Linked DNA regions of Homo sapiens: region 1 is linked to region 2. The links are chromatin contacts, found by Hi-C or POLR2A ChIA-PET in ENCODE. All regions are on one chromosome and are shown on one strand. Each heading gives the region's core, a stretch centred on a gene start or an enhancer-like site at or near the end of the contact. The rest is flanking DNA. Distances are from core to core; before and after follow the strand shown.

Region 1 (4,124 bases), core at 808-3,307, 110 kb before region 2:
CAAAGTTTTACATGAAATGGGAGCCTTTAGAAATGAATAGCCCCCCTCCCCCAAAAAAAAGAAATGAATACCCAAAGATGCAAGGAAAACTGTGTTTTTATGCTGAGGCTCGATGAAGAATGGACAGCCATGTAGAAATGTGACTGGACAAGAGAGTATGATCTTACTGTAATAGACTGAGGAGGAAACCCAGCAAGGCCTGCCTTTCTGTTTAGGTTCTTCTGGGTCTCTTTATGTAGCATTCCTTCCTCCTGAGTATGGGTAGGACCCCTCTGGAATGAGAGTCTCCAGGATAAAAGGGAAAGAATGACCCAGAGGTTTTATGGCTTGCTTTGCAGAAGAGTGGTCCTAGTGTCTAGGACCTGTCTTGGCATAGAGGAATTCTGATTTCTATCCTTGTTTTAGAGAAGAAAAAGAGACAAGAGACAGGAGAGCAGAAGAGGGTCAGAGAACACTTTATTCCGAGGTCCTTCCAGAGTCCTTCAGTTTAAAGTACTCAGCCAAGGGCCGATCATGGTATCTCACACCTGTAATCTCACTACTTTGAGAGGCTGAGGCGGGAAGATCACTTGAGGTCAGGAGTTTGAAATCAGCCTGACCAATATGGTGAAACCCTGTCTACTAAAACACAAAAATTAGCCAGGCATGGAGGCGGGTACCTGTGATCTCAGCTACTTGGGAGGCTGAGGCAGGAGAATCGCTTGAACTCAGGAGGCAGAGGTTGCAGTGAGCCGAGATCGCACTATTGCACTCCAGCCTGGGCGACAGAGTGAGATTCCCTCTCAATAAATAAAAAAAAATAAGTAAAATAAGTAAATAAATAAGTAAAGTACTCAGCCAAGTGAGGTGCCATACTTTGGAGTAACATGTCCTGAGTCCTGACACTGCGCTGAGGATTTAGAAAGTATGATTACCATATACTATATAAAATATAGCCATATATATATAGAAGGAGCATTATACATTTTAATGTCAAGCTATTTATTATTTTGTTTTATTTCTTTATTTTATAGAGACAAGGTCTTATTATGTTGCCCAGGTTGGAGTGTCTATGCATAGGGCGCGATCATAGTGCACTGCAGCCTTCAACTCCTGGCCTCAATGGATCCTCCCGGCCTCATCCTCCCAAGGCTATTTATTATTTTGTTATATTGGTAGGTAGGTCTCTTACCAACTGGATAAAATGCTCCTTGAAGGCAGGGGCCATGTCTTTACTTCTCTGGTATACTCCAAAGTGCTGAGCATTTAATAGGCATCCAGTGGAGAGCAACCCAGTTGAAAACATTAGTGCCTCATGTCTGCATGAACCAAGCTTGCCTTCCAGCTCCTCACAGAATCTCTGTGGGAATAAGTAACATGATTGGAAAACATGAAATAACTTACTATGTAAGTGATCATTTTACACTTTATGTCATCACCAATAGGTGGCACCATCAATTTTAAAATTATATAGCCCAAAATTGTACATATTGATGGTGTTTGTTCAATAGATGTTTACTGGACTCCATGTATGTAGAAACTTCTCAGCTCGCCACTACCACCAGAGTAAAAATAAAAGTATTACAGACACGCTTTATCATACTTTCTTTTCTAGTAATACCCTAAAAAACATGTATTTCCACTTTCAGATTTCATCCCCGTTTTAAAAAAACAACATCTAAATCTTGGATAACACAAAAACAACGGTTTTACAATTTTGTCCTTTTGTGTTTGTGTGTATGTGTGTGCATTCCAACCCAGCTTAATATCTTATTGTAAAAGGGAAAAAGGGATGCAAAAATAAATAAAAAGCAAATTTAAAAACCTGGGTTTTAGTGGGGGAAGGGGACCTATCAGCAGAATTTAACCCGAGTTGGCTTTCAGTTAACACAATTTACCACTCCTCTCTTTCTTTCCTTTTGGAAGATAACAAAAGTTTGATTCAGGCACAGAAGAATTATTTCAACAGCTTCCAAGTCCGCATAATCCCATCTGGAGATAATAAAAGGCCCCATTCCTCTGTGTTTATTTCAAGAGGTTCGTTCTTTGGAATGACCTGAGGTTGCAAACTGTAGAACAGTTGCCAGCTGAAGAGAACTGCAGCTTGAATGCTACTCAGGAAGTCTCTATGGACCTGGGATAACTCCTCTGAGATTTCCTTAGTGTAGAAAGAGGCCCCTGTGCCCTTCCTTCTCTACAAGATGAGGGCAAAAAAGGGACAAAAGAGAAAAAGAGGGGAAAGGGAGCAGTGAGGAAATTAAACTGCAGTATTTGCATCAAACACCATATAATAGTCACTAATTCACTAATTTATCCACCTACTGCTGAGAGAATAGGAAACTCTGCCCAAGTCTGCCTTTTTTTTTTTTTTTTTTTTTTTTTTGAGACGGAGTCTTGCTGTATCGCCCAGGCTGGAGTGAAGTGGCGCAATCTCGGCTCACTGCAAGCTCCGCCTCCTGGGTTCACGCCATTCTCCTGCCTCGGCCTCCCGAGTAGCTGGGACTGCAGGCGCCCGCCACCATGCCTGGCTAATTTTTTGTATTTTTAGTAGAGACGGGGTTTCACCATGTTAGCCAGGATAGTCTCGATCTCCTGACCTCATGATCCGCCCGCCTTGGCCTCCCAAAGTGCTAGGATTACAGACGTGAGCCACCGCGCCTGGCCGTCTGTGCCTCTTTTTACTGAATGTCTTTAAAGTGCGATGAATGGCATTAGGGAGTTGGGAAGATGCACAGAGGGAACATAGAAGGGTTTTTGTCATTCAGGAGCTTCCAATCTAGTAAACCATAAGAGTGTCTTGTATAGTGGTGGTTAGAAAGGCAGGCTGCTTTATTCATTTGTACCACAACTCCACCACCTATGCACATTTGTGCTAATTTCAAGCAAAGGGGAATATGGATCCACCTTTACACTACTCTGCAAAAAAGAAAAATTACCTATCCTCCTCTGATGTTTTTAGAAATTCGAAATAAATTTTAAATGAAGTAAAGCAATGAGGCAAAGTTTTTATTTCAAACCATGAGCCCTTCTCTCCCCACTAGTTGAGAATCTCTATGATACTTATTCAATGTGATGAAAGATTGCTCAGGCTCAGAAAGGGGCAAGTTATGATTGGAGACAATGACTTTGCAACATAATCAATTCATCTAGTTTTGCTATTACCTTGACAGCCTAGGTCCAGGAGCAGGGAAATTAGATGGTGTCCTATTCAGAGTTGGGAATGGCAAGACTGGCTCATGGGCCAGGGATGATGAAACCAGCATGCTGGTCAAAGCCTTTGCTAAATATCTCCCCATGGAGCCCAGGCTCAGAAATGGCTGTCCAGCCTTTTGCAGCCCTTCCTAGGCTGCCATAAAAATGTACCACCAGGCAGCTTCAAACAACAGAAATGTATACTCTCACAGTTCTGGAAGCTAGAAGTCCAAGACTAAGGGATTGGCGGGATTGGTTTTTTCTGAGGTCTCCAAAGGAGAATCTGTTTCATGCCTCTTTGCCAGCTTCTGATGGTGGCTGGCAATTGCTGGTATTCCTTGTCTTGTAGATGCATCACTCACATCTCTGTCTCCATCTTCACATGATGTTCTCACTATATTTCTGCATCTTCACATGGCCCTCTTCACGTGGACATTAGTCTTGTTGGATTAAGGGCCCACTCTACTTCTCTAGTATGACCTCATCTTAATTAGTTACATCTACAATGACACTATTTCCCCCAATAAGCTCACATTCTGACGTACTGAGGGCTAGGACTTCAACATATTTCACCGAGGGCACAAAATTCAGCCTGCAACAGGCCTGATGGCAGGGAAGAGAGCTGAGTGTTGTAGGGGGAGAAGGAGGGACTAAGGGCTGGTCAGAGTGGCAGGGAGTACAGGGTGGAATTCTCAACACTCAGGAATGGTGGAGGTGGCTTTGGTCTCAAATTGATCCAAGTTTAGGATAACTATATTGGTTCATGCAGATTTAATTGTGCCTCCAGTTTTAGAACTTTTTTTTTTTTTTTTTTTTTTTTTGAGATAGGGTCTCCCTTTGTTGTCCTGGCTAGAGTGCAGTGGCGTGATCATAGCTCACTGTAGTGCTAACATCCTGGGCTCAGTCTCCTGATTAGCTGGGACTACAGGCACACTGCACTATGCCCAGATTTT
Region 2 (3,719 bases), core at 210-2,709:
TTTACACCATTCGATTTTATCTTTTCTCTGCTCAAAATAAGCACTGCAGTATAAGCTATTGAATGTCAATAATCAATTCCTTGGCAAGATTACCTGATAGAATAACAAAAATTGCTCTACAACAAACAAAACCTTTGATCTCTCATAAGAGATATATGCAGCCACTCACTTCCAAACATCAGTATGTCATCAGTAATCAACAAGCAATATTGACAATGTCCCTAGAAACTCATGGAAAGGCCTCTAGGCCTAAACAGAGTATAGTCAGTCCATTGCCCTCAACTGCCTACAGCAAGATATGCAATTCTGTGATTTTTATTAGGATAATCCCCTTGTAGACATTGTTGTGGCTTTTTGGGACTCCCGAATTCTTTGCCCAGTGTGGAACATGCATCAGAACCTTCAGTATCCCTTTCCAATATCTGTCCTCCCTAAGGTGCACCCCTCCCATTATGTGCACACCCCTTAGATGGATGTGCAGGAGTGTCCTCACAAATATTTGAGAGGCCCCTTCTGGTGTGTGGGTGAGCAGGAGGTCAAAAGAGAAGGTGGAGCCAGCCTGTAGGCAGTGGCTTCCTTTTGTACTTATGCCCCAGGTCCTGTAAATATTACCTGTTTCCCTGGATGGAACTGGAGTGGGCCCCACAAGGGGCTAGGCCTAGAATAGAAAGTTGTCACTGCATAGAGAAACTGAAATGTGTTGTTCTTTTTTAGGGTTCATGTAAGGATCAATTTGCCACTAGCCTACTTCCTTGTGGAAGCTGCATATTTGAATCTTCTGGTAAATTTATATGATTGCCATAGAATAAATTTTTATTTAAACCATAGGTTATTTATATATCGTGTCTTACATAGAATTTAGAAAATCTATTTCCAACTGTTACCCTTATATGAGATAGATGGACAGACTGAATGTCTCTCTATCTCAGACATACTATAATCTAATTCCATTTTAGGGAGCAAAGATTCTTGTTATACGCACACAGAATGAAAGTTGGGGTGTTCCATTTGATTACTATAATTAACGTATCACACTGCTTTTGAGAATTCAAGGAAAGCACTCTCCTCAGAGAAAATGAGAGATGGCCTTTCTGTTCTCCAAACTTTATGACAGGCATATATTTATCAGAGACATCGTCTACATTTCCTGAGATTCCCTCTGCCCTCACAGGACTAGCTGCTGTCTCAGCCATGCGCTCAGCTATCTGACCACTTTGGGACCTGCATGGTTTTGCTGTGAGGGGCTGACCAGTTGCTTATCCAGGATGTTGGCCCTTCTTGGCTGCTGCCATGCCAGTCAGGCATTTCGAGTTTCTGTCTCCTTTCATCACTTGAGACTTGGATGAAACACCACACTAGAGAGCATGGTATCTGGCTTCCCAAATGACTGCTGAGGGATCCGGATGATGCAATGCAGAAAGCTGGGTGTTAACCACACTCGGGATGAACTTTGGCCTGTAGAAATAGGAGATGCTGGGAGTGTGACAGATCAATTACCCCACTTCCTCCTCGTTGCCTGACTGCCTTCTCCTTAACAGTTTTTTCATGTAGCCTACCCATGCATTGCTTCCCATCCTTTCCTGCCACATCTCCCTTTTTCTCACTCTCACATTCCCAGGCTTACCCCTAAACAAATAAAGCAGTAGCACCCAATCTCCCTCAGAATTTGTTTTCTAGTAAACTGGGCAAAAAGGCTCACTATATGAATTGAGAAAGATAAAATTCTGAGACTGTAAGGTACAAACTCAAGTAGCCTTAGGAATAACTGATAAAGACCTATTTTTAAATCAGTATCTTCAAGTGGCATGTATAATAATAATTGTTTCAATATTATTTTGGAGGCACTATAGTGCTTGGATATAAATTTCATTTCTTTTCCCTTTGACTCCTAAGACTCTCCCGTATATCATAATTAATCAAGTATAGGTGCAGCAATATGCAAAGCCTTGAAAACACTAAAAGGGGTTATGACATTTTCTCTGTCCCCTGTCCTCATAATATAGTTATTAGAGGGAGACCACATATAAGTAATGACTTGCATGGTTTACATTAAAGTGCTGTGCTGCAGAGAAATGGGGAAATAAATGAAGGTCTCAAGTATCTAGGAAGACTTCATGATGGAGATGAAACTTTCAAAGGGAGTTTTAAAGGATGAATAATACCTGAATTGGTAGAGGGGAAACAGAAAGGTGCTCCTGGTGAGTTTCAAGTCCAAGTGAAGATGTGGAAATGAAATTGCGTATGGTACTTGTGATGGACTCACTATTTCTGGATTCTTCGTAACGGCATCCCACAGGGCTGCAGATCCTCTAAATCTCATTTATAGAACCTAGGTTAATCTATATGATATAAAGAAGATTCATAATCTGATCACTTTCTTTTTCTTTCTTTTTTTTTTTTTTCAGACAGAGTCTTACTCTGTCACCCAGGCTGCAGTGCCGTGGCACAATCTCAGCTCATTGCAACCTCAGCCTCCTGGTTTCAAGTGATTCTCCTGCCTCAGCCTCCCAAGTAGCTGAGATTACAGGCACATGCCACCAGGCCCCACTAATTTTTTGTATTTTTAGTAGAGATGGGGTTTCACCATGTTGGTCAGGCTGATTTCAAACACCTGACCTCAGGTGATCCACCTGCCTAGGCTTCCCAAAGTGCTGGGATTACAGGCATGAGCCACGGCTCCCAGCCACAATCTGATCATTTTCTTAAAACAGCAACAATGTTCCAGTATATAATCTGTGAAGTTTTGTTGGTCTGTGATTTGGTTTGGCTGTGTCCCCACCCAAATCTCATCTTGAATTCCCACTTGTGGGAGAGACCCTGTGCGAGGTAATTGAATCATGGGGGCAGGTTTTTCCCCTGCTGTTCTCATGATAGTGAATAAGTCTCACGAGATCTGATGGTTTTAAAAAGGGAAGCTTCCCTGCACAAGCTCTCTTATCTGCTGCCATGTGAGACATGCCTTTCACCTCTCGTCATGATTGTGAGGCCTCCCCAGCCACGTGGAACTGTAAGTCCATTAAACCTCTTTCTTTTGTAAATTGCCCAATCTCGGGTATGTCCTTATTAGCAGCGTGAAAACAGACTAATACAGTTTGGGAGTAAAATTAGAGAATTTAATTTTGGCTGGGCATGATGGCTCACACCTGTAATCCCAGCACTTTGGGAGGTCGAGGTGGGCAGAATGCGTGAGTTTAGGAGTTTGAGACAAGCCTGGGCAACATGGCGAAGCCCTGTCTCCACAAAAAATACAAAAATTAGCTGGTTTTGTTCCTGCATGCTTGTAGTCCCAGTCACTCAGGATGCTTGAGGCAGGGAGGTTGAGGCTGCAGTGAGCCGAGATTGTTTAACTGCACTCTAGTCTGAATGACAAAGCGAGACCCTGTCTCAAAAAACTTTTTTAAAATTTTATTTGAGGACAGCTTATTTGAGAACTCCCAATTCAGCATAAAAAGCTTTACTTGGCCAGGTGCAGTGACTCATGCCTGTAATCCCAGCGCTTTGGGAACCTGAGGCAGGCGGATCATGAGGTCAGGAGATCGAGACCATCCTGGCTAACACGGTGAAATTCCATTTCTACTAAAAACACAAAAAATTGGCCGGGCGTGATGGCGGGCAACTGTAGTCTCAGCTACTCAGGAGGCTGAGGCAGGAGAATGGCGTGAACCCGGGAGGTGGAGCTTGCAGTGAGCCGAGATGGCGCCACTGCACTCCAGCCTGGG

The links. Hi-C counts contacts between places; a loop is a spot of excess contacts on that map. ChIA-PET counts read pairs that join two places held with the same protein, here RNA polymerase II (POLR2A). Pooled maps may share reads with other maps.
Region 1: a map of body of pancreas shows a loop between it and region 2 (1.9-fold over the local background). The contact joins two enhancer-like sites. A Hi-C loop is called at or near these places in 1 of 168 maps with a recorded cell type or tissue (body of pancreas) and 6 of 50 pooled maps. POLR2A ChIA-PET finds 5 or more read pairs at or near these places in 6 of 52 experiments (CD4-positive, alpha-beta T cell, GM12878, T-cell and 2 more).

The regions. Positions count from the first base shown.
Region 1 is chr2:177,293,577-177,297,700 of GRCh38, reverse strand. The region is part of intron 8 of LOC100130691 (Putative uncharacterized protein FLJ44553); the gene reads left to right. Among named protein-coding and RNA genes, the nearest start is that of MIR6512, 18 kb to the left of the region's middle. Within about 2 kb of position 2,057, at least 4 of the 41 ENCODE cell types and tissues checked have a DNase peak (open chromatin) inside an H3K27ac peak, as active enhancers do.
Region 2 is chr2:177,185,496-177,189,214 of GRCh38, reverse strand. No RefSeq gene overlaps it. Among named protein-coding and RNA genes, the nearest start is that of MIR4444-1, 25 kb to the left of the region's middle. RefSeq lists an enhancer at 990-2,189. Within about 2 kb of position 1,459, at least 2 of the 41 ENCODE cell types and tissues checked have a DNase peak (open chromatin) inside an H3K27ac peak, as active enhancers do.